3 separate regions of the Mus musculus genome follow, and all the other regions are linked to region 3. The links are chromatin loops, found by intact Hi-C in ENCODE. Cell type or tissue: left cerebral cortex. All regions are shown on one strand. Each heading gives the region's core, and the rest is flanking DNA. Links, peaks and the distances in the headings are about the cores only.

Evidence for each region. Hi-C counts contacts between places; a loop is a spot of excess contacts. Peaks named below come from ENCODE experiments on the same cell type or tissue, not always from the same donor. Only the 100,000 strongest peaks of a DNase experiment are listed, where the experiment ranks them.
Region 1: it touches region 3 in a loop (2.6-fold over the local background); 4 of 42 quality-filtered maps call a loop at or near these places.
Region 2: it touches region 3 in a loop (2.6-fold over the local background); 12 of 42 quality-filtered maps call a loop at or near these places.

What each region holds. Positions count from the first base shown.
Region 1 is chr5:64,271,388-64,281,753 of GRCm38, forward strand. Tbc1d1 (TBC1 domain family, member 1) reads left to right here. Exons shown (of 22, transcript NM_001310611.1): 8 at 4,008-4,118; 9 at 6,529-6,657; 10 at 7,944-8,030. Among named protein-coding and RNA genes, the nearest start is that of Gm38634, 19 kb to the left of the region's middle. In left cerebral cortex, for the core only: a CTCF peak has its summit at 3,892 (motif pointing left); DNase peaks (open chromatin) are centred at 3,546 and 3,883.
Region 2 is chr5:64,080,623-64,090,988 of GRCm38, forward strand. No RefSeq gene overlaps it. Among named protein-coding and RNA genes, the nearest start is that of Pgm2, 7.1 kb to the right of the region's middle. In left cerebral cortex, for the core only: no CTCF peak of the experiment used is centred there; no DNase peak of the experiment used is centred there.
Region 3 is chr5:63,806,977-63,817,342 of GRCm38, forward strand. It overlaps 0610040J01Rik (RIKEN cDNA 0610040J01 gene), which reads left to right and starts at 5,519. Exons shown (of 4, transcript NM_029554.4): 1 at 5,519-5,619. It overlaps Nwd2 (NACHT and WD repeat domain containing 2), which reads left to right. Exons shown (of 7, transcript NM_177006.3): 7 at 1-3,570. The coding sequence ends at 1,327. In left cerebral cortex, for the core only: CTCF peaks have their summits at 4,151 and 4,989; DNase peaks (open chromatin) are centred at 5,015 and 5,406; H3K4me3 peaks cover 1,250 bases; H3K27ac peaks cover 263 bases.

The DNA of each region.
Region 1 (10,366 bases), core at 2,628-5,127, 460 kb after region 3:
ATGGGTTTGAGCACAACTGGCCCTTCTGTATTTTTTGTTGTCTGTTTTGAAAATGTATGTGTCATATGTTAGAGCCTTAAACTGAAACGCAAAAATCAAAACAGACTGAAACCAGCAAACACAGAAGCACACACATGAGCTGCATGCGTTAGACCTGGAAGTCTGCTTTTACCATGCTTGAAGCTGCTGCATCTGGGGAAACCAGGCCACAGTGTCAGGCCTGCCTAAGGCCTGCTTGTCAGGAGGGAGCTCAACACGGATTTCATGTCTGCCAGAACCTGGAGCCATTTTTGTGGGGTTTTGGCAAGTGCAGTAAGACAAAGAATTAATACGTCTTTGCGTGTGTGCATGTGTGTGTGTTGTGTGTGCCCACTAGTGCCTTGTCAAGTTCCACAGTTAGGGGCCAACTAAACCAGACAAGCAGGTAGCCATGCCTTTGTTCTCATCCCTGTGAGGGAGGGGATGAAAAGGCTCAGCTTTCTTTCTGTTCTCACTAAAGTTCTTCAGTTCCCTTGTTCTGTAGGCTTGGCATACATTTGTAGAAAGAATAGGAAGATTTTGTGGTGGTTGTTTTCATTTAGCAGATGGCCTTGAGGGTTGTTTTATTTGCCTGTGCTTTGCTTCTTATTCTTAATGCATTGCAACTGCAGCCAAGGCCATCAGTGTGAACCCACTTAGGCCACGGTGCTACCAGGTCACTCGAGAGCATCTTCCTGGCAGGCAGGCAGGCAGGCAGGGAAGATGCACCTCCCTTCCCTAATGGTTTTCACTTTGATGTAGACAGCACCACGTAGCTTTCCCTGAGCAGAGGGGCGGTGCCTTAGGAAGGCAGTTCCCAAAACCCTCCTGCACTGCAAACAGGCTGTTTGATGTCCTCCTGCAGTAGCAAGGAGTCTAATGGACATGACCCCTCTCGTCTGTGAGCAGAGACATGGGAAAACAGCACATAATAAAAGTGTACTTGAAAAGCAGAGCTATTGTGATGCTATTGCAGAGTGCAAGTTAGTGCTCTCCGCAGCTCTAGATTCTGATGGCTCTGAAGAGCAGAAGCAGTCATGTTGTTCACTGGCTGAGAAAACCCAGCTCATCCTTTACCTTCCACCGATGCAGACGTAGGCTTTTTTGAGAGATACATATTTGATCTTCCATGATGGCATGTTGATGGTCTTCCTGAATGGCTTTCATGGTTTTTCTAGTCTTGGTCACTTATCAGTGACTGTCCCTACTAACGTATTTGAAAATTCACATAGGTCAAAAAGGTCATATAAAAATGTGATGTAATCTTTCCTGGAGGGCAATTTATTTCTGAAAAGCTCTCCCAAAGGTCAATTATTATAAAGCCAATGTAATTACCATTAACAATGATGCATACTGTGTCGTTAGTAATGATGCGTATCATACTAAGTGTTTTTTTAGGAGAAAGCTTTAATAACTAGGCAAATGTGCTGGAGATGATGGTGGCTGACCTTGAACCCTCAGAGTACTCAATAGCGGACGGGCTCTGGGGTGTTAGCCTGTCCTCACCTGAAAGACCTCAGGACACCACACAACTACCATTTTATTTACAAGGTGCTTGACAGAATATTTCAAACATGAGCAGGGGTCACCTGTGGCAGGGACATCCAGGGTCCTGCTCTCTTCTCCTGCTGTCCTAATCGTCTTTGTTTTGTTTGTTTGTTTGTTTTTTTGTTTTGTTTTGTTTTTTTTTTTTTGAGGCAGGGTTTCTCTGTGTAGCCCTGGCTGTCCTGGAACTCACTCTGTAGATCAGGCTGGCCTCAAACTCAGAAATCCGCCTGCCTCTGCCTCCTGAGTGCTGGGTTTAAAGGCGTGCGCCACCAACGCCCGGCTTGTCCTAATCTTTTTAAGTGCCCCAGATTGTACTAGCCATCTTCAGCAGAAATATCTGCCTTCAAGCTGACATTGCAACAGTGATAGTAAAAACAATGGCTCCAAGTCTTTAGTTAAATCCTTAGCGTGGTATTCAAGCAAAGCGCAGCTTACCTGGCATTCTCACAGCAAAGCAAGGCCTACCTGGTGTCCTTGCAGCGTCTTATCCCTTCTTAAGCTTTCTCAGTGTTTGCATCCTCACTATCAGTGTCAGAGGTTTCTCTGTTGCTTTTATGGTACTCTAGAGGACCCTTGGGGAAACAAGGTTGAGAAACTAACTTTCAGTACTTTTCCCAAGCAGCTTGGCTGTTTTGATTGTTTAAATGGACATATAACACATTTATAGAAAAGCACACAAGTGGATGCTGTATGCACCATTTCGGTCAGCACTGAGGGTGAGCATGGAGCCTTTTCTCTGCTGCTGAATGCACCTGTCACTGTCCTAGATATCACTGCCCCTGGTAACTGCCATACCAGCTTCTGGCACCTCTGACTGTGAACAAATTATTGACCACAAAGTGATGCTACTCAACTTGATTCATAATCATTTTTGTGATTGTCACTCTGATTAATGGATGTGAATAAAAACTGAAAGAAGTAGTGGTTTAGCCACTGTAGAGAATGGTGAACCACAGGAGAGATTTTAGGGTGGCGACACATCCCTGATCTTCTTGAATGCAGTGGGAGGGTAGCGTCGCCATACTTCAAAAAGATTCTGAGGAAGTATTTATTTCTTGACTCTGTGACACCACAGATAATGCATTTCTGCTGCGCTGCAGCCATTGCCTGGGGTGGTTAATGAGTTCGTTGGGGGTCTCCTGGCTCCTGCAGTACTTCCCCATGCCTGCTTGTTACTTCATTTTTCTGTCAGTTTGAAGTTTTGACCCCCTCTCTCTGGATCTCTGTTGTTGGTATGTGTGTGCACGAGCACTCAGAGTTGCACTGCATAGTTCCCGTGATCAGACTGAGGTCAGATGGTTGGCAGTGAGTGCCTTTATCCGCTGAGGCATCTTATCAACCTTTAAAACTTGCAATTCCAAATGACCTTTTCCGGAAGGCTGGATTATCAGAATTCTGGATTAAGCTTTCCTTATCGTTAATGCTTGTGACTCTAAGGATAACGCCAATGTCCCTTCGTTAGCTGGGAAGAAATTAGCCAGTGGTGGCACTGACACAGACTCTGCTGCGTGTGTAGCTGATCCGTCCGCTCGTCATTCCTGACCTGTTCAAGGGCAGGCCACAGTCTGGAGTTAGAGAAGAACAAGGCGGATGGCCAGGAACTCTGTGTCTCTCTGGGGTGATTTGGGCAATTGGTTTTATTTTCATTCACAGAAAGGAATGTGTTGAATTAGATGACTTCTGAAAATACCCTGTGGCTGATAATTCAAATGCAAAGATTTGGAAGGTGGAGGGGAGAGCCCACAGTATTTTGTGAACCACTATGGCTAGGTGGGATGAGTGGTAACTAAAACCTGCATGTTCTCATTTGTTAAGCAGTGTGCCTTGCCACTGCTGGCAAATTAAACGTCCTTGTGAATTTAAAAAAGGAGAGCTAAAGGACCAGAGAGAGGGTAGAAAGGGAGGGACAGAGACAGAGGAGGAGGGGAGAGGAGGGCGTGGGAGGACGACTGAGAACTTGGCATACACGTGTTCATCAAAGTGTCTGCTTCACAGGGACACACGGGCCACATGACGGGAGCACTCACCCCGTAACAGCTTGACCCTGGATCCAATTGACGAGTTCCTTTCTAGATCCCCAGTCTTAAGAGCTTATAAATGTGTAACCATTATGACTTGACTCTGGGTGTTTACATAGATTTTGTTTTATCTCTTTTTAAAAGCTGTTTATTTATTAACTATTTTGACCCCCACTATTTGACGTTAAAATTTTTATCTTGGGTAAAAGGACATCGAAGATGACTCCTAAATACGGCCCAGTTAGCTCTGCCCTCCGTTCGGTTAAACAGTTGCCTGCACTCTTAGGGTGACTGGTGCCCCCTAGTGAGGTCATGGAAGAAAAGCACTCGTTCCTGGGTGGAGGTTGTTAGCACACTGCAGTTTTGTCGACAATAAGAAAAGAAATGTAATGTTTATGTTTCTGATCTTTTTCCCCCCAAAAGAAATTGAGACCAAGAAACGAGCAGCGAGAGAATGAATTAATTATTTCTTTTCTGAGGTGCTTATATGAAGAGAAGCAAAAAGAGCACAGCCACACTGGGGAGCCAAAGCAGGTGAGCGCCCTCTGACCCGGGGGGCCCCTTATGGGGCTGCTTACTTAGACACAGAAGCTAGAGAGCCTCCTCCTCCCCATAGGCTTCCTTTTCATTGTTGCACAGCTGGAGAAAATGAGGGACGGTTGGTTGTGTTTAAAGATGGCGAGAGACATTTCGGAGCCACAGCACGTGGGAGAAGCTGGTCTTTGTTGCTTTTGCCCTTTGAATTGAGATTACATTATCTCACAGAAGACATAGAGTCTTGGAGTAGTTAAGACATGTTTTAAATGTGTCCTAGCAGTAGGAATTAGGCCACAGTCAGAGAGCGGTCTGTATCCATCATTTGGCAGAAGTGTAAGAACGCTGCAGGTGTCCTGAAAAGGCATTCTCTTGTGCCCCAGTGCCATGGCTATGACCTGGAAGCATCTCAGGAGAGAAACTTGAGGATGCCTGCTGTCGCTGTGGTGCTTAGACCCTGTGACCCAGCAGTGTTGTCCCCATTATTTCCCTTGCAAAACCTTTTATGTGAGTGCTTCAGGAGCTATGTACAAGAGAGTTCACTGCAGCCTCCATCCTAAAAGTCGGAAAATGGAGTAAATAATACTTAGTAGCAGGGCCAGGAATAGGTTTGTTATACAATGCACTTAGACTGTACTCTGGCTGAAGGGAGTCAGCCAGAAGCATTTTTGAGCATGAATAAATATTTAAAACAATATTGGGAGAAGAAAGATAATTGCAGAAAGACTTGTGTGGTGTGGTATGACAGTGTGTGTGTGTGTGTGTGTGTGTGTGTTATTTAAATCGAGATTTCACATATGAGAGAAAAAGTGACATTTGTTCTTCTAAGTCTGGCTTATTTCAGTTACCATGTTTATCTCTAGTTCCATCCATTTCCTTCAGATGGCATAATTTTGTTCGTTTATGTGGCCGAATGAAACTCTGTTGTATGCCTGCACCACATTTGCTTTATTCATTCATTTATTGATGGGCATCTAAGCTGATTCTGTTCCTTGCTAATTTGACTAGCACTGCAGTAAACATGGATGTGAAGGTGGCTCTGTGTATGCTGGCTTAGAATCCTGTGAGTACACAGCCAAGAGTGGCCTGCCTGGGTCACGTGGTAGTTCTCTTTCTAGAGTTTTGACGAATCTTCATGCTGACTTTGATAGTGGCCACACTAATAGTGGCATCTATTCCTTAGGTGGTTATGTACATGTGAGGCAGCATATGTTTTATGAATAGATGTAAATTAAAATACAAAATATGAATTAATATAAGCACCAAATTCAAGAGAGTGCTTGCCATGGTGGGTGGTACTGGTGGTCGGGAGATTCCAGTAAAGAGTAACAGTTTCCCCTAGGGGCAGAAGCCAGAACGTAGGTAGCAGCCATGATAAGTGACAGACGTGAGTAGACACTCTGTTCTGTGTTGGAATGACTATTCATTCATTTAAAGGTCATGGCATATCTGGGAAGACAGTTCCGTCTACAGGTGGGGGACCGAGGGGCATCAGGGAGTGCACTGGCTGTGCCACACAGCTGAGGACCTGACAGTTCCAGAGCACCCTGCTCCTCTCACCCCTCAGTGTCTGGGGGTGCTAACTTGGCCAGACTTAAGTATGGCAGAGGTATTTGTGTTAGTCTCTATACGTTCTGTGTGCTTGCCTACTGCAGAGAGTGTGCTGGTGTTTAGAGCAATGGAGAATCTGCTTGTCTTTCCTTTCTAGCAGACAGAGCCGTCAGTGAAGGTCCGTGTGAGCAGGTGTGCTCAGATTGGGGCGTAACTTCTTGGAAACATACTTCCTTGCTAACAGGAGCATCACGTATTCAGTGCCTGTGGGGTTCCACTGTGCTCTGGCTCAGTGTTAGCATAGCTGAGAAAAAGCAGACTGCTTTCATAGGAGAAAGACCGGAAGGGGGAGAGGATAAAGGAGAGGAATTATAAAAAGATATGGGAAGGATGGATTCAGTTGATAAATTTAATTTTTAACTTAGTCTCTCAAATGCCCCCCTAGGTAAGATACTGCTTTATTTTAAAAGGTTGTCAAAGTAGGTTTTGTCCCAGATCCTATGTTCGGTGCTTGCCATATCCCCACCTGTTGTAGTCTCGTAGCACAGTGATCTGATTGGACTATGGTACTCCCAGTTTACTAGGGAAGAAATCTAGGCTCAGTTAGAAAACAAGGCCACAGTTAGGACATCGCAGGTTTCTGATTCAGTAGCCTGAGCGAGCTGGCTGATTAGGTCTGAGCACATTTTCTCATTTTATCTGGGGGAGTAGAATGTGCACGAAACTTGCAGGCGTGTTGCTAAGGAGCACATGGGGCCCAAGGCTTTCAAGAGGATGGGGCCCCACAGGCCATTCCCTCCTGTGCACCAAAGGGTAGAAATTTTAATGGACTTAACTTTTCCTTGTTTTTCTTTTCTAGACACTACAGGTGGCAGCAGAGAATATTGGGAGTGACCTGCCACCCAGTGCTAGCCGGTTCAGGTTAGATTCGCTGAAGAACAGAGCAAAGAGGTCCTTAACAGAGTCCCTAGAGAGCATTCTGTCCCGGGTAAGTGGCACCCTTTCTTCTCACTGAGGTTGAATCATTTCTAAAGCAGAGTCAACTATATTTTATGTTTCATCAGACTTAAAGCAATTATTATCTAGATGTTATTTATTTTTATTATCTAGATGGATTTATTTATTGAAGTAGTGTCACGCTATTTAGCATACCCTGACTTCACACTCCCAATCTGAGTGCCTAGGGCTCCCAAGTGCTGGGAACTTACACTCCTCTTTTTGGTCTATCCCATGGGATTTCCTGCTCCCAAGAGTGTTATTATTTATACAGTTCCTATAAAGGACATGGATTATGCATGCCAGATGTAGGTCCTATTTCCCTGGTGTCCCTAAGGACAACTTGAAAAACTATCCTGTCAGCTCCTTTCGTTGGGTATTTGGAACTCCCTGGAAGCAGATTCATGAAATATTTGACCCATGGGCCAAATCCTATGAACCTCTTTGTTTTCGTAAATTAATTAATTTACACAGTGTCATTCATTCAGTTACCTGTTATCTAAGGCTACGTTTGTACAAAATTGAATACTTGTCACAGAGGCCACATGACTTACAGATGGTAAGATGTTTATTAGACACTTGCTTTCAAGACCAAAAAATGTGCCAATGTAGGGCTCTCTAAGAAGATCCAAGTACCCTGAGTGTCACCTGGAGTTCCTTAGGAAAGCTTCCTCCTACCCTATGAGTGTGAACAGCCTTATGTTGCTTCTAACAAATCAAAACTTGATTTTATGTTAAGGAATCACATCTCTGGAGCTTACCCTATTTTGTCATAGCTCTTCCAGATGTTAGAGCATGTTCCCTCTGAAACATAAACTTTAGTCAGTTAAAGATGACTTCATGAAATGCTATTGCTGAGATTTTTTTCTAAATCCTTTGAGATAATTCAAAGCAATCCAATTATAAACCAAGACTGAAAGGGCTTGCCTTTGAGAGTTCCCAGAGGGATGCAGGTTGATTGAGTGACATCCAGGTGGCCAGTTATGATCGCCCATGACTCAGGAAGGAGCTATTGAGTGTGCTTTGGGGATCATGATAGATGTATTAGGCCACCTTGCTGTCTGTTGTCCCCAGCAAATGACTGATCCATGGGGCTCTGTGGATCATCTAGGTTGGTATGATTCTTAAAATGATGACAGAAATGTGATGGTTAGTGCAGGGTTGTGCTGAGCTGTGCTTGTCAGTGAGTTTATTTTCCGGGCTTATTTAACAAGGCCAGGCTGCTTCCAGATGCTGATGACTTTGGGGCTGTGGCTCAACTGCCTTTTCTCTTCGTAGGGTAATAAAGCCAGAGGCCTGCAGGACCATTCCGCCAGTGTGGATCTGGACAGCTCCACTTCTAGTACTCTAAGTAACACCAGCAAAGTAAGCATGTTTCTTTCAGTGGTCCCCTGAAGATGCAGCCAACAGGCCTGCCCATCTTGACTCTACACAGCTATCAGGACAAAAAAGCCCATGCCCCTCTAGTCATAAAACACTTAGTGCTTCCAGACTTCTCTACAAGTAGAGGGCAAGCTGTGTGAAAAGTTTTAAATAAAAAGGCCAATAACTATTGCTATAAACAGAGAATCAAGATCATATTTTTAGACAGATGAGACCTGATCTGTAACAACCATGGGCTTCTTATCCAAAGTAGAGTTTGTAATAATAAAAGATTGAGACAGCTTCAAAGGTGGGGAGGGGGTTGTGAATTCAGGGAATTGTGCAGCAGAAATTCCTGAGACTGTGGCCTGTAGCTGATCCCATGACCGTGAGAAAACATGATTGTTTTGTTTGAATAAGCAGCCAAGCCTTGCCCCGTGGTCTGCCGCAGGACACAGGTATGATGCATTGCCCGACCGCCTTCTGTGGTGACACACCTACTTGTCCCCTTGCTTTCTATCTTGTTCCAGGGTCATTTACACGTGACGGGACCTGGTTTATTTAACCCTATGACTGCCAGTCAGGAGGCAGCCTTCCTCCATATTGTCAGCATGCTCTGATGTAAGAACAAGGAAGCTTATGAGCCCCAGCCCCTCACCAAAGCTCTGTCCTAGACTTGAAGTTTTCAAAGGCTTCAGATCCTCGCCAACAATAAGAAAGACATTTAACATTTGACATAGTTTGCAAATACACATAGCCCTCCCACACAAAATGAAAATGAGTTAAAATGAAAGCACTCTCTGGATAATGGGCTGCATACACTGTTATTTCTGCTCATTTATTTTTAAGATGCTCCTGGCAAGCCACTAAATTGATATTACTACCTACTGGGGTGTGTAGTGTGTGGTTTGAGACTCATTCCTTTAGATGAGCATGACTCAGACTTTAAGCTGCCTCTGTGCTTCACTTGTTCTGGCTGGGATCTCAATGCTGACACCGCTCGGCAGCAAGACCGTGTCGCTGCTCCTGCTGCTTTTGTAGCTGGCGTTGTGCCGGAAGACCTGGAAGTCAGTCTTCTCCATGTAGCGTTCTAAGTTAAGGCACAGCAGGCCACATCATCATCCAGCCTTCACAGGACACACACTGATTGTACTTCCACGTTCAAGTGTGCAAATGTCAAGTGCTGCTGGTCACCTATTGTAAAAAGATGGCTGGGTCCATAGGTGAGAAGGTACAGTTGAACAAGTAAACCCCACATGAGGGGGAGTGTGACGAGACGAGAGCTGCAGACAACAGATACTGGTGGCTTGGACCTCAGAGGAGTGAGGGGAAGAGGTGTGGTTTGGTAGTAGAAAGCTTGGAGAAGGGAAGGTACTGATGCTACGAATTAAATCCTGTGGAAAGCCTGGGCATTGTGCCAAGGAAGTAGCCAGGGAGTCGGAATTTCAGATACCTTAGTGTTGATTATGAAGTTCTTAAGACTCCCATCCTTTGTTTTTATGTGTCCCCTCCATCCCCTTTTCTGGTTTTGTACCTAGCTCAAGGTGACCTTGATGGCCCAGAACTCCTGATCCTCTGACCTCTGCCTTCAAGGGCAGAAATTATAGGCATGACCACCAAGGTTGATTTGTTAGGACTCTTGTTGAATGTTTGAGCATACAGTAAGGAGGGAGTACTCAGTGAAACTTTAGCTTATTTCTGTAGCATCAGTCGGAATACAAGCCACTTTAAAGTGGTCTCATCTTGCTTAATTCAGGAAATGGTGCAGTGAATTTTCACTGTACTCTTACAGAGGCAGACAGTGGAATGCAGCAAGAAGTTAAATGACTTCCCCTGAATTATGGCAAGTCACATGTGATAAACATGTCTTTACTCCAGGCAGAACATACAGTATAGTTTTAGCATCAAGAGTGCCAAGTTAAATCTCAACATTAGATCAGAGTCAGAAAGAGCCTTGAACTGTAGGTAAACATCCATGAACATACTAGGCAAAGATAAAGAAGTTGGTTAAGTGGTGGGAACTCTCCATACAGGACCATACTTCCTATAAGCCTGTGAAAAGCCTGTTCTCTGGAGTTAGCAATCTGGTCATGGTATTTGAGCAGTCAGTGCTGCAGCTTGTGAACTTCATTATTATTTTTGGAACTTTCCCCATCTTTGCAGGAAGCAAGAACTTGTCTCTGAGAAGCAGGTGTTATTATATAACAGCTTTAATACCCTTATATCTTTGGTAACCTCTAGATGACATTCTAGTGAGACAGTCCTATGAATGTAATGTATCTGTGTGCTTAGATTGCCAGTCCCCCCATTCCCCTGTCACATATCTAATCTGCTGTCTG
Region 2 (10,366 bases), core at 3,033-5,532, 270 kb after region 3:
CCAAACATAAGTAAACATTAAGAGTCAAAACCATGAGATGGTGTCTCTGTCATTCAGAAATTATTAACCTTGCTGAAAACCTTTAATTATTTGGGTGTTCAACCATGAAATTACCTGTATTAGTCAGGGTTCTCTAGACTCACAGAACTTATGGGATGTCTTTATATATTAAAGGAATTTATTAGAATAACTCACAGTCTGTAGTTCAACTAACCTGACACTTGGTAACTATGAATGAAAAGTCCAAGTAGTTGTTCAGTCCCAAAAGGCTGAGTGTTTCAGCTGGTCTTCTATATAAGCAGGCTAAGAAGGAAGCCTTCCTTCTTTCATTGTCCTTATATAGGCCTCCAGTAGAAGGTATAGCCCAGATTAAAGGTGTATGGTATCACACCTGGACCTAAGATGTTCTTTACTTGGTACTTGCTCAATCCCAGGCTGGTCTTGAACTCAGAGATCTGCTTGCTTCTATCTCCTGGGATTAAGTTTTGTACCACCTTGCCTATGTCTAAGGTTTTCACAGCCATTCTACCACAAGATCCAGATCATAGTATGTGTCTTCCAGCCTCAAGATCTGGATCATAGATGTGCCATGCATTTTGGGATTGTAGTTCACTCCAGACAGTCAAGTTGACAACAGGGAATAGCCATCACATCACTTAAGCCTTTAATTTGAAAAGGAGTCTGTGTTAAACAAGTTATATTCATCAAATCATGTTTTGATAAGATCCTATCAAGTCAAACTGCGATATCATATTTTCCAGACTCATTAATTACCAGGAGGCAAGAACCAAAGACATTTTCCCTGAGTGCTTCTTGCAAAAGTCTTTCTCTCCATCTAAAGACACTTTGCAATGCCACTCATTAACATTTTACCGGTAACAACTTACGGTGTGTGAAGGAACAATTTAATCTTCTTACGATTAACAAGAAAGCCCAAATGTGGCTCTAGAGATCTCTAAGGAAAGAGATGCTGCTGTTTCCTAAGGGGCTCTTACAGGTGGCAAGGGCAGAGGGGTTAAGACCTTAAACCACTGGAGAAAGACAGGATTAGAAGGAAACTGAATTGCCATCAGAATGGAAAAGATAGCAGGTTTTTAAACTTGTCTGTAGTGAACTATAACTGCAGGAAAGAAGCTGTGGCTACTGAGAATGCCTGACTGAGTAGAATCTCAGTACTGTGGAGAGACTGGAATGTCGCAGGTCCAGAGTATAGAGCAGAAGTTGGCTCCACACCCCAAGACCAAGTTCTCAGAGGGCAGGAATAAGTGACGGTGAGGGAGATAAAGGAAGAGGGAGAAGGGAGAGGGAATAAAAGACAGAAGAGAAAGGGGCCAAGGGAGAGGGGGAGGGGTGTTTGTTCCAGATGACAAAGGACTGCTTGTGCATAGAAAGGAAACAGACAGGACCCATAGCCAATGGTGGTTTATAAAGGTAAAACGGAAAACCCCATGTTAGGATGAAGCGTTTAATTTTAATTGGAAATGTTAATTAGGTGAGCCAAAGGGGGGTTATTTTTTTGTTGGACTTTGATAGCTGGACCTTGGTAGTCAGCCTTAGGAGGGATTGGCCAAATAGAGGGATAAATCTTGGGTGCTTGCTTTCAGAATGTGATCTAACTGGTTTCAGCTAGGCAGAGGAAATGATGGAGAAGGGCAAGGCCTGACTAAGCCATACAAGGCACACTCCACAAGCCAGCCAGGAATCCCTTCGCTAACTACTTTATCTTAGGTTAATCCTAGCCCTCATGAGCAGCTGTTCCTTGCCTACCTCTGTCTATCAGTCTTACGCCTAATATATAAAAACCTTTTTGGAGTCTATCAGCTTACCAGACCACTGGCTTCCACCAATCTGAAAGCTAAGACTACCACAGGGAACATCTCAGGCTGATGGGAAAGCTTCCCCTTCTTGCTGTACCACCTCTGAAGTGCTTGCTTTTATCTGTTTTGTTGGTCTGTAAAACTCTAAAACTTCAGGAGACTGCTTCTGAGTTGGAATAAGGAACCTGGGGGTCACCTAAATCTGTGTTCCTGGACCATGATGACTCAAAGTAGCTCTAGAGTAAACTCTCTCTTAGTCCCTGTAAGATAACTGACTGCTATGGGTTTTGCATTTACACTTCCTTAAGTCAAACACAATAGCATTTTAAAGGCTGCTAGGCACTTCAAAGGAAAGAGCAGGTAGATCTTATGAATTCAAGGCCAACCTGGTCTACCTAGTGAGTCAGAGGACAGCCAGGGCTACAAAGTACACTCCTGTCTCACCCCCTTCCCCCCATGACTCCCTAAAAGAGCCTTAAGGCTAAAACTGGATACCAGTTACCTGTAATCCTAACATTTGGGAGGTGGAGGAAGGACGATCAGGAGTTCAAGGTCACTCTTAGCTTCGAAGCAAGTTTAGCAAATCTGAGACCAACCTGACACGTGTCACATGTGTTTGAGGGCGTCAGAGCTGGAGTTAGAGGTAGATGGTAGCCGCCTTGGGTGGATCCTAGAAAACAAAACTTGAGTCCTCTGGAAGAATAGCAAGTTCTCACCCAGTGAACCATTTCTCCAACCTTGGCACACAATTTTATTGGAGGCCAGAATTTCTTTCAGTAGTCTAGCCATATCTCCTCTTTAATACTGTTAGTTTCACTAGTTTCATGAAGGAGAAACTACATTCTTTATGAACACAGATAGAAGTAGAAGTAGCAGTGAGAAGAAAAAATGTCATTGTGATGTGGAGGGAAGTCACACTGAGCCGGCGGCTCCATTTGGGAGTGATAATATTTACCAGTACTGCCTACTAATCTGTTAAGAGTCTTCAGCAATTCATAGGGGTGAATTTTAAAAAAAAAAAAAACACTTTGGAGCAGGGGTGTCCAGTCTTTCGACACTGCAATATGACGGTAGTCAATGTATACATTCAACCTGTGGGCTGCAGGTCAGACACTCCTGTTTTGGGGAGCCTTTCGGTGTCCACCCCTGCTTTTCCCCATGTTCTCACAGGGCTGGGTTAGCACTCCAAGCAGACACTGACCCCTTAGCAGTTTTGCAAAAGTGCCTTCCAGAGTTCATAGATCCTTAGTGCTTGTCAAATATCGGAGTTCCTCAGAAAAAACGACCCAGTGATGCTGACCCCGGCACTACTCCTGGGCTGAGGAGAGGCTCCTGCCTTGTTATGTATGGTTGGGAATGCAGAGCTGTCAACTGAGTTCTTTAGGAGGAAAGAGAAGAAAAGACAAATGCCTATGCAGAAACACAAAGCAGGCAAGGTGTGTTCATTTTTCGCTTTCTTTTAAGGTCTAGAGATCAAACTCAGGGTATGCGCACACTAGACAGGCCCTACCACCCAGCTACATCCCAGGCCTCAAGTTGCTGCATTTTAATAACAGAACAGCCTAGAGGGAGTTAGAAGGCAGGACATTATGAAAATGAGCAATGAGGGGAAAACCAGTCAGTCTGCAGGATGTCATGAAAGAGGATATAAATAATTGATAGTTTTAATTTTGCCAGGCAAGGTCACTGCGTGTGAGTCGGCTGCTGCAGCTCGTACTGTTGCTGTCATTTGGATCTTGCCAGTGTTAACTGCCGAGTAGGGTTTACTCGCATCAGCCTTGGAATTAGGTCATGAGAGCACAATGGCTAACAGCTTCGGGTTCCTTTGTTATATTCAGAGAGTTTGGCCTATTAGTTCAGGTAGAAAAATCATGTAACACTTAAACCTGTACATTGCCGTGTTATGATTTCTTCTTCATAAACTCTAAAAAGTTCCTTGATTAGTTCTTCAGGAAACATTAATCAACTATCAATAATAATTGATAATCTATAATAATTGATAAATAATCTCTATAATGAGCTCAGCATGTTCTATATACCCAAGACACAGAAAAAAAGAGGAATGATATGTAATATTTTTATCATATTTATTACATTTGTTAAATTTTTATATTTCCGTGTGTGTGTCTGTGTGTGTGTGTATCTGTGTGTTTGTGTTTGTGTGTACATGAGAGCATGTGCCACAGAGGCCAAAAGAGGGTATGAGAAGATCTTCTCCGATGGAGTTACAGGTAGTTATCGGCTCCCCAGGGTGGATACTGGAAACAGAATCGGGGTTCTCTGGGAGAACAGCAAGTGCTGTTAGCCACTGAGTCATAGTTCTAACCCCACAGATATAATTTTAGTAATGGAAGTTTTAACACCATGGCAAACAATGATAACTGCTTTGAAGGAAAAGAAAAATAGAAAAGAATCTTGATGAAGGCCTCTGGATAGAGCGCCCATGAGGGCCAGGGCTATGCTGCTGGCGTCTCCTCCTTTTTCCTGAGCATGCACTAACTCGGTTTGGGGATATCTGCAAGCCATTCATTACTGGTGGCCTATGCCAAGACTCACAGCACTCAGTAGACAGAGATGGGATAACTGCAGTGAGGTCAAGGCTATCCTGAGTAATGCAGTGAGATACTATCTTCAAAACACCAACTGTCAGATGCAACTCAGTTGGTAGAAGTGCGTGCCTAGCATACAAGAAGGCCTGTGTTTGAATCTCAGAACCTACTAAGCCGGGTAGGAGGATCAGCTATTTAAGGTCAACCTCAGCCTATAAATGAATTCAAACCCAGCCTGGGCTACATGAGACTCTATCTCAACAAAAATAACAAAGAAAAAACCCAAAACACTAAAAGCATTTTTAAAAGTTAAATTATATTAACCTACAAGTAGATGGGTTCTGGATTCTATTTAAGACATAAAGAAATATTCAAGACACCACTTGAGAATCTACCATGTGCCGTGATTCATTCTGCTCTCTAAAGACAGCCAGGCCTCACGTAATGACTGGCTGAGTACTGAAAAATGTGTTCTGAAGCAATTTCATCATTGAGCCAACATTTTTCTTACACAACCTACACAGAACAGTTTACTATACACCTCAGCTGTATGAGTGCACGCGTGTGTGTCTCTCAAGGATAAGTATACACAAACGTGCAGGTGAGCGCGTAGGCCTTTTGCCCTCAGTCCATGATGAGTAAGACCATGTGAGATGGAATTATGTGTAGGGAGAAAAGACAAAGTCTAGTGACTCAGTCAACCTGAGCTTGGTGACGTCACCAGCTGCTGATCACGTGACGTGCTTCTCAGTAGTCTTTGTTTCTCAAGACAGGGTTTCTCTGTGTATCATGGCTGTCCTGGAACTCACCTTGTAGAACAGGCTGACCTTGAATCTCAAACTCAGAGATGGATCTGCCTTTACCTCCCTCGATATTAAAGGCACCCACCACCATGCCCAGCTACATTATTTGTTTGTTTGCTTGTGGTTTTTTTTTTTAATAAAATAAGTATATTCTAAAATAACGGTTAAGAGCTGTTTCTTAGTTACGGTTTTACTGCTGTGGACACTATGACCAAAGCAAATCTTATAAAGACAACATTCAGTTGGGGTTGGCTTCCAGGTCCAGTGCTTCAGTCCAGTATCATCAAAGCAGGAGTATGGCAGTGTCCAGGCAGGACTAGCACAGGAGGAGCTGAGAATTCTACATCTTCATCTGAAGGCCACTAGGAAAAGACTGGCTTCCAGGCAGCTAGAATGAGGGTCTTAAAGCCCATACCCACAGTGATACACTTCCTCCAACAAGTCCACACCCACTCCCACAAGGCCATACCTCCTAATAGTGTCACTGTGTAGTTGGCTATGGTCTTGTACCAGTAGCCAGAGCAGGGGTATATATGTTTAAAAGTACAGCAACAATGGAGATACAGCTTGGAAGCACTTTTCTAGCACTCATAAAACCTTGGGTTTGAATCCCAGGACATAAATTAAAGTAAAATAAATAGATAAACCAGTAACATTGCCACTATCAAGTATTCTGTTCTGTATCCTATTATGGCCATCAATAAGAAACTACACAAACCCAATCCAGGCAAAATTACAAATGGGTCAGAGCTAACAGGAATGAAGGTGCAGATCACCTAGCCAGGCAAAGCACCAAGGCCAGCTAAGGTGCTGTGGAAGGTAGGAGGACCCAGAGTGGCCAGTGTAAAAAGTTAGTTATAAATGCCAGTCACGGCCATGTGGCCAGTTACAGAATCAGAGGTTATGACTGTCGTGATGTTTCTTTTTGTTTTGTTAAAACTGTTCATGCACATATACACTATGCAGATGTTCTTATTTTCTTTCCTATTCCTTTATCTTATAACATAAGATCAGAGAAATATTGTTACATCTATGCCCCTGGGAAGGTGGTCAGGGTCTTGGGTCAAGGTTTTTATGGTTGTGTTAGATAACTGTTTAGAAAATTGGGGGAATCGGTGTGGGAATATGGGTTCTGTGAGTATTAAAGACAGACTCAAATTTTTTCTCCTTTTCATTTCCTTATCTAAAATGCTTGAGATGAGAGATCTTCCCTAGGTACCTAAATTATTCACTTTTCTGTTGTTTTGAGAAAAACACCATGACCAAAACAATTTACAGAAGAGCTCATGTAGGCTTTCTTTTCCAGAGAGTTAGAGTCTATGCTGGAAGCAGGCACAGTGGCTAGAGTCCCAATCTGAGAGCTCACATCCCCAGAACCATGAAGCAGAAAGAGAACTGTGAGAATATCTCCGGCTTTTTAAACCTCAAATCCCACCCCAGTAACATACCTCCTCCGGCAAGGCCACACCAAAACCTACCCAAACAATGCCATGAACTGGGAACCAAGAATTATGTGTCTGAGCCTATGAGGGTCATTCTCATTCAAACCGCCATGGTGCTGTTTCTGGTCCGATAAACTGTTCAACAGGATTCTCCCTGGGTGTCACATGATCATTGCTGGGTACTGTGCCAGATGAGAGGCAGAAGAGGGCTGCCCATAGCCCAGAAGTTTCTCAGAGAAGATAGCAGGAGTCAGGCTGCCCCCCTAACCAAATCAGGCTTGGGCCTACTTAACTCCATAGAGTCAAAGACGGCAACATGATAAAGGCAGTTAAACTTTTCCCTGACAAAGAATTGGTTTCTCGGAAACCATGTAACAGGCAGTCAGCTAATCTAGCTGATATGCTTGGAAGGTCCCTGTCCCCACCGCAACATTTCCTCCCTTGTCCTTTTCCTTTCCTTCCTACCTGACTCAAGCTGTATAATCTAGCCCATCTATTTCATTAGACAAGTGTCCTCTAACACAGTCTCCCAGGATGCTTATACACGCACGACTCACTGCCTCTGGAGATGCTGCTGCCCAGCTCTGACACATCCAAGACTGACTGGTGAACAACCACCCATGGGGGTGGGGGACCCACAAGATACCTGTGAGAAATCAACCACGTTAGGTCACTGTGGTATCACTGGCCGGACGTAAAGACCTCCCGTGTCAGTATGTTTCTTAAAGACACCCCAAGAGGGTTTCTACTTGGAGAGACCCCCACCCCCAACATAGTCCAAGAGACTATTTTCCACTTTACACAGGAAGTGGGTGGGAATGGTGGATTCTGTTATTGCGCGTTGATTTTTCAGCGCAGCTCTTAAGAACTTGGCACTCTTCCCAACGAGGGAGAAGAATTGCTATGATTTGGTGATGCCCTTGTTCAAAGTTCCTCTCCGCGTGAACACATTATGTGCTTTCTTTTCTTGGTTCTATGGAGAAATATTGAGATTCTTGGTGTGGCTGATGAAGTTAAAAATAGTTCTTATTGGCTGTCACCAGGGGTCCATAATTCCTGATACAATAAAAGGTATGGAAACACCCATTTTGCTACCACTCTCTGTACGATGCCAACACCCCCCCCCTCCTTTTTTTGTTTTTTTGACCCAGCAGGGATTTAGCTGCAGTAACCCCGGGTGTCTTTGTTAGTGTTTCTATTGCTGTAATCGACAGACCATGACCAAAGCAAGCTGTGGAGGAAGGGGTTTATTTGGCTTCCACCTCCACCTCGAGTCCATCACTGAAGGAAGTCAGGACAGGATCTCAAACAGGGCAAGAACCTGGAGGCAGGACCTGATGCACAGGTTATGGAGGAGTTCTGCTTTCTGGCTTGCTTCTCATGGCTTGCTCAGCCTGCTTTCCTACAGAATCCAGGACTGTCAGAGCAGGAGTGATCCTATCCATAATGAGCTGAGCCCTCACCCATCAATCGCTAACTAAGAAAATGCTCTACAGATTTGCCCATAGAGCGGATCCGACAGAGGCAGTTCCTCAGTTGGAGTTCCCACCTTCCAGATGATTCTAACCTGTGTCAAGTAAACATCCAATTAGCCAGCATGTTGCCCATCACAGACTGGCCAATACGATCTCTGATGCACTGGGCTTTCATTATTGGGAAACACCTCACCGACATCGTGGCAGAAGGCAGCAAAGTACACAGACAGGGCGTGAACTGTGCTGTGGCATTGGAAAGACAAACAAAAGTGAGTGAGACCAACTAGGTCTGACTCTGCCCCTTACAACCTCTGTCATAGCGTGGATGTCGCAGGGAGAAGGAGATACTAGAAATGACAGCAGGGAAAGCAAAGCTGACTTCTTGCTATGATTTCTACATATTTCCCAAAAGCTCGTAAGATAATGGTCTTCCTGGTTTCCAGATCCACTAGTGAAAGAAACCCTTTATTTATAGATATCCAGCATATATATATATGTATATATCTCCAGTATATATTCAACTATAGCCACAGAAACCTAAGACAGCATCCTTCTTCTCCTCTGCTTCCACCCCTCAGCCTTTTGGTTCACAGACAGGATCGCATTCTGTTTAAAATGCATTTGCCAGACTGCCATGCCCAAGGTCAGCCACCTCCCCTTTCTTGTCTCTCCATAAACTGTGAGTACTCAAGGAAGCCTCCTGACCCCAGAGGCCTGGATAATCCTCACCCTCCAGACTTCCCTCACTTCCCTGCCAGCTTTGCTGTAACTTAGTAACTATGTGTTAGTTCCTTTGTACACATACCGTATACCCTAATATGTGTGCTTTTATCTAATACTGCAATAGAACACAAAGAAGGGCTGGAGAGATGGCTCAGCAAATGGTTAAGTGACTGAGTGCTCTTCCAGAGTTCAATTCCCAGCAACCACATGGTGGCTCACGACCATCTGTAATGGGGTCTGTTGCCCTCTTCTGGTGTGTCTGAAGACAGCTACAGTGTACTCACATACATTAAATAAATAAATACATACATACATACATACATACATACATACCTAAAAAGAAAACCAAAATAAAAAAAAAACCCACAAAGAAAACCTACAACTCTTAAGACTGTAGCTTTGTATGCTGGTGTATGCCTATAATCCCAGCAGTTAGGAGTTAGAGACAGGAGTATCAGGTGTTTAAGGCTGTGCTTGGCTACATATTGAGTTGACTATGGGCTACAGGAGACCCAAAACCAAACCAAGCAACCAACAAAAAGACTATAGCACTATCAAGTAACGTGTGTGTGTGTGTGTGTGTGTGTGTGTGTGTGTGTGTGTGTGTGTATTATCTCCATCCAGCTCATGAAGTAGCTGGTCCAAGCAAGGGACGATGGCACATATCAATAGTCTCAGCTACTCTAGGAGGCTGAGGCAGGAGGATCATAAATTTCAAGCCAGCCTTAGTTACAACTATAGGCAATTTAAGACCAATTTAGACAAGCTTTGGCAACCCAGTCTCAAAGAAAACCAATAAAAGGTGGAGAGAGAGGGCCTGGAACTGAGGATGTGGCTCAGTGCTTGGCTAGCACAAGCAAGGCCCTGATTGATTCCTGTGGTGGGGAAGAAGGGCAGAACAGACACAAAACTCCTCCTTCCCAAATATAACCAGTCCCCTAATGTCCATAGATTAACTCTCCTGTAGTTTGTATGTTAACAATTTTTTAAATTGAAATATGAACCAGTGAGATGGCTTGGCAAGTAACGGCTGTAAAAGTATCTTTTATTTGCCTGGTGTAATTGTCATCTCTGAGACTTACTGCCTCCTGTCTGTCTGCTAACCTAGGCCCAGTTCTGGAAGCTTCTAGCCTCTGTACAGTCTTATCTAGGCCTAGAATGTTTTCAGCCTCTGAGACTTGCTGCTGAATAAGATCTCTCCTCCTCACTCTGTCTGAACTCTAGCTGGCTGGTTGGACTCAGCTGTTCTGGCTTAAACTCCTCTTCAAGTTGACTGATTCAATCTGGCATCTCTCTCAGCCTCTGACTTTTTGCTTGGCTTGGCCTCATACTAACTGACACTCTGTTGTCATGTGGCTCTTTCTCGTTGACTAACTCCGTCTTTGCCTGTGTGTAGTTTGTTCTCCCTCTCTCTACAACCTGTCTCTATAACTGTCCTAGTAAGCCTGCCCTCTCCCTTCTCTCTCTGCACTGTTCTCTCCTAAGTAGCCTCTCTTTCCTCTCTTCTGTTCTGTCAAGTCTTTCTCTGATTCATCACTTTGTCTGCCACTCAACTAG
Region 3 (10,366 bases), core at 3,865-6,364:
GGATATAGACATAATCACAGCTATGTCCAATATCGATAAAACTGGAAAACCCATTCAGAGTCTGGTGTTGCCGGCCAGGGGGGAGATCATCTACTCTCTCGATGGCTCCGATTGTGTACATAAATGGAACTTCAGCAGTGGGTTCATTGAAGCAGTATTTAAGCATGAAGGGATAGTCGAACACTGTGTGTTAACGTCCACTGGGGACCTAATGGTGACGTCAGATGACAAAAGCAGCCAGTACGTCTGGCATACCAGCAGTGGGGAAAACCTCTTCCGAATTAACGGGCAGAGGATCTCTCAGCTGCTGATCACCCACAACGACCAGTTTGTGGTCTCTCTCTGTGAGGAGAACGCCTCCAGGGTTTGGAGGCTGGCCACAGGCCACAGAGTCTGCAACATCTTGACCACTTTGCAAAATGCCTTCATTACCTCTGCAAACACCTTCGTGGTGGGAATGACGAAAAGCAAAGTGCTGGCAGTCAGTCTCTGGACCGGAAGTATCACCAAGAAATTCTGCTGTGAGGATGGGATCACCATTGTGAATTTCAAGTTGATCCCCGACTGTCCTGACGTCATCGTGTTTATCACGTCAGCCGAGACCGTGAACCTCTGGAGCCTGACTGATGAAGTGATTTGTCGGCGTGTGCAGCTTCCAAGCAACTTCTTGAAAAACCTGGAGGATTTTGAAATTTCTCCCAATGGGAAGCTCGGCATTATATCCCGTGGAGATGAAAATATCAATGTGCTGGATTTACACAGTGGAAAGCTACGGGTGGTTCACGCCTCTGGAGTCATCTGGAGGCAGAGGCTCTCTCGAGATGGTCGCTACCTGGTGTATATTTGTTTCCGGAATGGGGAGGAGGAGGAGGAAAACGATGCTATTTCTAGTTTAATAGTGATGAGACTGGCTGACGGCAAAAACATCGGTGCTTGCTCCCTATACAAAACACCAACTTTCCTTGCACTTTCTCAGAGACACCTGAACATCATCGTCGGCTTTGATGATGGGAGTATAGGGATATACACAGTTGTGGATCGTGTAGATGCTGCGTTGAAGATCAAAATTGCCACATCGAATAGCAGACAGATTTTCAACAATGCAACGCAGACATCCAGGCCAAAGTCAAACAGCTACTCCTTTAAAGTGTCTGTGGATTGCTTATGGCGAGAGTCCACTGAGGTCTTTGCAAGAGACAGCCCCATCACCGTGAGTGACTCTTCTGAGTCCAACGAGGCAACACCCTCCAAGAAACACAATTCTTGTTATGACCGAGTGTGTGCTGCCCTAGAATCCAGGAGCCACAGCTACACTCCAGATAACTGACACGATGTTTATCCTACTCAACCGAAATACATAATCCATGTATGACAGAAGAAAAAAAAAAGCAAAGTGCATCTTCTGGACACAAATGATGAGCTGCTAATTTCTGGAATTCTCAGTTTACTAATATTCTCACGAAAGGAACAAAACTATGAGACTTGGGTGCCATCTTTTTGTCCAAATGTATTCGAGAAAATAGAGAATGTCCAGAAGAGACGGTAAAATGGCCATCTCCCCCAGAAGAGAGCAAATACAATCTTTTAAATTTGCTGTGTAATAAGAATCAGCACAATTCACTACATGGATTCAGATGAGAGAAGCTAGAGGTAGTTATAGGTAGACCAGTTGGACTAGAATTAGCTCTACAGAAGCCAGTTGAAATCGTGATTGCAGAGGACCGTTTGACTCTGAGTGGGGGGGATGTGACAGCCAAACGCAGCCTTAATATCTCTTTACGTTTCTCGATCCTGACAACTGTGTAAACGCAAGAGGTCTAATGGTGCAAAATTGTGTAAGAAAGGTGTCCAGATGTGTTTCGGTTTTCCAGGACAGCACACAAAGCATGTGAGATGGTGAACGGACCAGGACAAGAACTAACTACCATTATCATAGGGCTACTGAACATGGAGAGTCAGTCTTCATCAAAACACAACGACTGCATGCAAGGGTTTCTGTGCAATGCGATGTGTAATTTTTAAACTGTTTCTCTCGTGGATTGCAAAAGAATCCCACTTAATGAGAAGCCACAGTCCGCTCACGCCTTTTCTTGCGATGCATATTCGTGCTGAGTGTAAAGAGGTATGGGAAGGGCATTATGAGTTTGATCAAAGCATCTGTCCGTTTATTTGTTGTACTTTACCAGAGTCCGCACTCTCCAGTCAGTTGTGGGGGAGCCTAATGTTTCCCAGACCCCTGCAGTATCTTAATAGAAAAGCAAGCTTTTGAAACACACCATCTCTGAAACGCTGGTGGCACTGCCTTACTCTCATTCCGCCTCTCTCCTGTGTAAAATGCAGATAAACGACCAAAAACTCTGGGACAAACTGAATATGCCTGTCTCTGTGCTAAAATATCCCATAGATCTTAAGGGCATCCAAAGGTTCCTATCATTCCCTGTTTGTAATCACTTTCTTACTTCCACACACCGTATGTACACTTCTCTCTCTGTTCCACTTCCAGATTGAGGACTTTCCCAGTCTTACTGTTTCAAGGCTGAAACTATGAAATGGCATTAAAAAAAAAAAAAAAAGACTTCATCAATTTGATGGCAAATATATCTCAGAAGGTGAAGGTGGTTTTCTTCCTTCCAAGTCCTCCACGTGGCATGTCCTGGAAGACCTCTCAAGGGGGTCACTGATAGTAATTGGTTTGATTTTCTCTCAAAGTGGAACTTACTTAAATCAGAACATTGAACAAAGAACCAGCTTATTTTCATCCTGGCTCTGCTTGTGACTCAGCATGTACCTGTAGTTTGACCTCTAGCCTCACCGAGTTTATTGCTTTTGTGGACTGCAAAATGAAGACGGGGATAGTTTCTGCTGTAGCCTGTTAACCTGGTGGGGATGCCAGGGAGTGATATGAGAAAAACATTACACAGTGCCATCTTGATTGCTGACACGGTAGGAAAAGGGAAAATTATCTAAACCCCTAGAGAATCCAGTTGTATTCCACTGGTGGAAGGATTTAACACGTAAGCATTTGAAGGTGTTGTTCAGATAGCAACACCCTTCTCCATGGTGAAACACCTTTGTTCAATGTATTCCTCCTAGTTTAGCTACCAACCAGTAAGTGGAAGCCCTTGAAGGGCTAAGATCTATATACACGTGATCTGGAGTCCATACTTTCAGCTCTTCAGCCAACACATTCTTATTCCTGTTCTTATCAGTTGAACGTCCATGCCATACATTTCTAAGAACTAAATGCCTAGGTGGGTTACATGTAGTGTGTGAGTGTTCTGTGAAAAAAAAGAAAAAAGAAAAAAAAAAAAACCTCTAGAGTGTAACAAGTGACTTGAATGATTTTTTTTCCTAACATGTTTGCAACTGATAGCTCATGTTGAATGTTTTTATGTAAACTTTGTATTGTTGGGATGAATTACCCAATCAGAGATTTATATTTTCATAAATGTTACATTTAGTTAAAATTTTGTTACAGAGTTGTTACACTAGAAAGTTATTTCAGTGTTCAAACAATATACAGTCTTGTGTATGTATCGTTTGTATGAATAAAAGATGAGCTACTAAAAACTTGAGTGCTACTGATTTTTTTTTCACCACTGAGGTTGGCCAGATGTGGAAGACCTCACTTACCGGTAATTATTCAAATTGACCAGGTGCCGAAGGGGCCCTAGAATATTCCAGGAGCTCCAGACACAAAGCCATGGCGTCTACACAATAGTCTCAAAAGTTTGGCACTATTATTATTCCACATTTATAGGTGAAAAGAAAGGACCATGGACCTAATTCCAGTACATCACTAGCATCTTGGTTAGCTTTCTCAAAGTACATGAAAATAAAGAACTCAGTGCCCAGTAGTCACTTGGTGACAGTAACTTCTAACATCTTTACTAGTTTGCAGGTGAGAAATTCAGCTAGTTTACTAAAGATCACTGGATGTTACTAGTATGCCCAAGTTTGTGTTTGTTTGTTTGTTTGTTTGTTTGTTTCTCTCCAAATATACAGAAGTAGCTGATGAATTCAGTCAGCAAGCATTTACCCAGTCACACATTCCACCAAGAACACGGAAGTAAATGAAATAGCTCTTGCATTCTAGAATTCCAGACTCAGCAGCAAAATAGGGAGAAAATAAGTTCCCTGTGTACCCGTGCAAGGGGTACCCTTGTGGCTGGAGCAGGAAATAGCCAAGGACTAGTGCCGCTCGGGAATTCCCAGGTGAGTGAACACGACCTTGGAGAACCTCTCCAGATACCTTCACACACACACATACACACACACACACACACACACACACACACACACACACACACACACACCGTTGATCTGAGAATTCCCATATATACCTCCCCCCACCCCAAAATATCTTTAAACATGGCAGGCAGCATTGGAAAGCTTTGGTGATATTGTAAACAACAATCAGATGCAATTGTGTATGTAGTTCTCAACAAAACAATTACTTTAAAAGAACTTTAAATACCCAAGAGTTAAAAGAAAACTAAAGGCATTATCAAGTTTCTTACCTTCCTCTCTTTACTACTACTGAGTTGAACCTCAAAGTTTCTCCCCACTGACTCTAAAAACCCAAAACAAATTCCAAAGTCTCTTTTTGATCCGAAAAACCTAATTCATATATAAATGGACCAGTATCCCATGGAATTTCTGACAAGGCTGGAAATTGAACCTGAGCATCATTTATTCTAACAAGAAATTTTTTTCTTCAAATCAATAAATGACATTCAACAACGTATGATTTCCCTCGTAAATCGACATTTGAAAGCACAAAGGTATTTTAGCACTAAAAAGGACAAAAAAACCACTGAGTGTTCTCCCATAGAGCGTGGCAAATGCCTGTGAAGACAGCGGGGATGTCCAACTCAAAACTCGCTGGAGAAAATTAGGTCTTTGGGAAGTTCTCTCAGTTGCTTCTCCCCGCATTGCCTTTTAATCCTCTCACTGCGAGCCTTGAGCATGGAGAGGAAAGAGAGGAAGCTAGATGGCGCAATTGCTCAACACATTTTCCTGGCTTCTGGAAATGCCAGCTCTCCACAGCTTCTGGGCCAGGTGGACCGAAGACCGAAATCTTAAACCGAATTTCAAGATTAAAGCACCGGTTCTCTACCCTTCGTAGGTAAAGTGTGTTGGGTGAAGTGTCCCATATCCTGACACTCCAAGGGAAGGGGTCTGAAACCGGGGTTCTTTCACGTGTCCCACTAATAGCCTTTGGGGCACAGGCAAGTTTGTAGCCCCTAGGAACGACCGTCACTGCAGCGTCTGAGCAGATTGTCTAGCCATCGGGCGGGCGACAAGCAATGTGCGCTCGATCTAGCAACTAATGCGGGCTGGCTCGCTGACCACTCACTCAAACATAGATCACCGGACGTCCCCTTGTCCCTGTCGCCTGCGCACGCGGGCCAAGGCGCAGGTAAAGGGTTACCCTTGCCTGGGAGGCTCGCCCGCTCCCCGTCCACGTGACGCGGCGGCCCAATGACCGCAGCCCGGGCTGAGGCTGCAGCGCGACAGGCTCCGGGCGTCGCTGACCCACTCGCGTGTCCCAGCGCGGACGCCCGAGGCCCACGAAGCCATGGGCGCCGCGACTCTGGAGCCGCCGCCCCGCCGCAGGTAAGTACGGTCCGGGACTGCGCCGGGCTCCTCCGGGAAGAGGGCTGGTCCTGGGCGGGAGTCCCGACTTTGCTTCTGGGCTCCCCTTCTCTCAAGGGGACGCGAGGAGGAACTATGAGGCAAGGCAATGGATGATTTGATGACTTCAGGAGAAGTCACGGAATTCAACCTAGGCATGCTAAGAGTGGCGACAAGAAACAGGTTTCCAAACTAAAGGCGCTGGTGCTGGTTGGGTAAAATGGTTTATTTTTAAACTCCCAATTCCTGAGCTCTCTGCTGTTCCTGGGAACTTAAACCTGGACAAATTGTAAGAGATCTTCCCATCTCCCTGTGTCCCGGGGTCACCATATTTACGCTTCTAGGGGGGTTTTATTGATTAAAACGGGAAAGGAATTTGATCGCCCCCGCCCTTCTTTGAAATGTCCTTGGGTTCTGGGGTTGGGTCTATGGCGATGGTGAGGGTGCATGAAGGGACAACGACGCTGTGGTGTTCCGCAAGAGCCTGGGACTAGGAAAGTGGGCGCCAAAGAGAGAGAGCTAAATGGTCGCAGGCTGTAAATATTTAATAGACAAATATCTACCAGGTCAATCGCCTGGGTCTTTGTAGCCTGGACAGCCCTGATGAGGTGAGATTATATATATATATATATATCACCAATGCAGAATTTTCCAGTAATACCAGGCAGATATCAGGGGGACTTTTACCCACTCCCAGAACCATAATTAACCTTAAATGCAAAACAAAATAATTCCATCTCCATCGACTCTGAATGTCTACTTTTCCATCCTGGTATAGACATTTGCGCGATGAATGTAGAGGAAGTGGGTGTTCCAGGAGTCACTTCTGTGCTGGTTTCTGCGAGAGTGTTTGTTGGTTGTGGCCTGTGGCTGATTGCCTTGGGTGGCTGTAACTCAGCTATGGTGAAGAATATCGCTGGAGAAAAGAAAGTCTTGGAACCGTGAATGGAAAAGAAGTGGGAGTAGTGGTTATTTTTTAAAGGCAGTTGGTTCTGTATTTGTTGAAGTTGTTTCCTCCCACATAATTTTCCAGTTAATACTATCTTAAGGAGGATACAATAGTATTTCCCTTATACTTGTCTAGTTGATACTATTTTTAGGAAGAAATAATAGTATCTCCCATATATGTTTCCAGTTACTACTGTAAAGAGGAGATGGTAGCTCTCCTCATCTAAGCACCAGTGCCTCTGAAACACCTTGCTAGCCTCTTTGGTAAAAATCCTTGTCCTAGGACAGGTCTCCACAACAACAATATGGAGCCTCGGTCCTTTAGGAGAGTTCTGGGTTGTTAGTGTTTCTGGGAAGTATGAAGAATCAGTAAACAGCCAGCTCCAAGGCTCAGTGGGAGATTCAGAGGTGACAGGCAGACACAGGAAGGTGATGTGTGGTTCATTTCTCCTGCTCACCAACTCTTGCCCATCTTTTGATCCTGCTCCTTCACTTCTTCTACAATCAATGTTTATTTCATGCCCCCTGGGGACTCATTACCCAGGAAGGTTTTGATACCTAGTAATTTCTAAAGATAAATGTGGTTCATGTTCACTATATTCCAAAGAAATTTTGCAGACCTGGAATTTAAGATGAAACAAACGAACAAACAACAAAACAAAACAAAACAAAACCCTTGCTTACTGTCTCAGCACATTCTCTTTCCTAAAAATGGAAAGATTCCCTAACTTCTGACCCAGCACTTCTCAGAACCTGAAACCTGTGTTCTCAATGCTGGGACCAGGAGCCAGTCTCAGCCCAAGGGCAAAGCAAGCCCTGACCTCTTCCTGTCACTGGTGGAGGTGCCCAGTAGCCCACTGCCCATGTTTCTTAGAAAGGACTCCGGCTTTTTGCGTGACTGAGTACTAGCCTCCTTAGAGCTAGTTTTCCCTCCCTAGACAGTGTCTTACATGGACCCACTTCTACAATTTCCCAGGGACCCTGATTGGGCTCGTTTGGGTTCTTGCTTAAAGAACCTGTCTCATTTCTAAATTTGATCATTAGAGTGATTGTTTGGTTGCAGATAAACCCCCTTGATAATTCAGAAAAGAACGCTGTCAAGATCTAACTGGACCATCATAGGGAAGGAAGGACAGGCGTGGAGAATTCATGGTCTGCAGGTCAGATGGGGAGACCAGTCACGGTCTTTTTAGTGTCTGATCTTAACCCCCAGAGCTACACAGGCCTGGAGCTGAAATCTCTTACTCTGTTTATTTCCTGAATACTGAGGGAACAAACTGAAATCCCAATCATTTGTCTTCTCACGTTTTACCCCTGTGAACACCATGGTTCCATAGAGATGGAGATCTTCAGAAAAATGGTAGAACATCAAAATTACTCTGTCTTAAAAATGTATCTGAAGTACTAAACAGTGACTATGCTTCTGAAGCAGGTAATTAAATAGCCTAACCTATGGTTCACTGTGGTCAGAAACCCTACACATTACTGAGCTACAGTGAAGGTCGGCTAAGATCGGAGAAATATGGTGTCTGAAATCTTAACCATGAGCAGGGAGCTCTATTCATTCAGCACAAACGGCTCTCGAAAAATCAAATGAACTCTGACCTGGCCTTCGAGACCACGTGTGTGTGAACCTATCAACTCTAAGCCGTTGGCTGGGTGCTAGGGACACAGACAGCTCAGCCTCAAGAATCTAGTCTTGGGAGAAAGCTTTGAAGGGTTTGAAGCAAGGCACATATCTGTTCTTGAAAGCTCCCTCTAGCTGCGGTGAGAGAGGTAGAAAGGGAGAATCTACAGACACAGCTGAAGGCAACTGCTACCCACTTCGCAGAAGAGACAGAGAAGTGAATCCGTTCAAAGGGTGCTTAGGGAAGCAGTGGCACTTACAGTCTGAACGGTAAGAAAGTTTTAGTGAGCCGGGTGTGGTGCACGTCTTTAATCCCAGCACTTGGGAGGCAGAGGCAGAGGCAGAGGCAGGCAGATTTCTGAGTTTGAGGCCAGCCTGGTCTACGGAAGGAGTTCCAGGACAGCCAGGGCTATACAGAGAAACCCTGTCTCAAAAACATACATACATACATACATACATACATACATACATACATACATACATAAAAGTTTTAGTGACTCTGGTCCTTGATATTAGTTTACCAAATTAGGTTTTTTTTTCTTTCATGTTGGTAAACATAAGCTATGCTTCTGTACAGTTGCACCACACACACACACACACACACACACACACAGACACACACACACACACACAGACACACACACACACATACACACACACACACACACACATACACACACACACACACAGACACACAGACACACACACACACACACACACACATACACACACACACACACACACACACAGCTTGTTTCCATCACTTTTTAACAACTTATTGCTTTTTTATGTAGACTTTGAAGTGTTAAGGCAAAATCGAAGAAAAACTATGGCCTCATCTGTACACTCTCTGGCGTACCTTAAATTCCTGTTGGAATAGAAATCTCCTGACTCCCCAAGCTGGGCTGAGCATGACCTGCTGTGTGTCACAAAGAGGACAGATGGTGTCTGGAGGAATATTATTGTCTATGAAAACCATTTCATGCTAGAGAGGAGGGTCTCTCTTAATGGTTGACTCCAAGCTACATGCAATGTGTATTGGTGTACACTTTCGTGGGTTTTTTAATTCATTCACTGTTCATTAGCCCCAGAGAAGATTGCTCGAGAAAAGAATTTCACACTTTCTTTTTGTTTTATTGTTCTCGATGCCAACCACATCCCATCTAATAACTGAATACCTAAATTGGCCATTTGTGTGCAGTAAATGCAAAGATTTGGCCAAATCAGTGGTTCTCAACCTTCCTAATGCTGTGACTCTTTAGTATAGTTCCTTGTGTTATAGTGACTCCAACCATAAAATTATTTCTTTGATACTTCATAATTTTGCTATTGTTAAGAATAGCTATTTGTAATTTTGCTATTGTTAAGAATCTAAGGTTAAAAAAAGAATCATAAGGTAAATATCTGATATGCAGGATATTTGATATGTGACCCTGAAGGGGGTTTCAACCCACAGGTTGAGAATAGCCAGACTAGAGCTAGAAAGCAGTATCTGGCTTGCTTAATGACGAGATTGCCAGCAACCCCGCATCTCCCAAATGCATGCTGCAATCTAGAAATGAATGAACAAAGCTGGCTTTCACCTGTAAATCATTGTTGTTATACGATGTTGGTTCCTCTCCGATCCTGGTGAGCTTAGCCATTTGAGTCCAGAGTCCTCGCAGAGATTCTGCCCTACTGGCTCAATGTATGGCTATTACGATAACAGCGAAATGTTATACTCACACCATTCTGTGAGTCAGCAGAGAAATACAGGGAAATTTGTCTGTGATTAAACTATCAAAAAGTAATTACTATTGTTATTATCAAATTGGGTTGAAAAATGTCTTTTCATGAATAAGTACTTTTGAAAATACTGACTTTCAGTAAAAACTTAGAATCACTTGGTGTTCTAAATAATTTATAGATAAGGAAAAGGGCAGCTAGATCAAAGGCATTGTCAAAGGATATTATAGAAGTTCACACAGCTGCCCACTAGGTCCCGAATCTGAGGTTTTGCTTCTTAGTTCTTCCTGCTATTCACTAACTAGCAGGAATTTTTAGTGTACAGAAATTTCATTTTCAATTGACCTTTGCCCTAAAACATATCTAGCCTCTGTTTATTGAAAAGATGCTTGTATATACAGCATTAGTAATCTGTTGCTGTGTAACAAA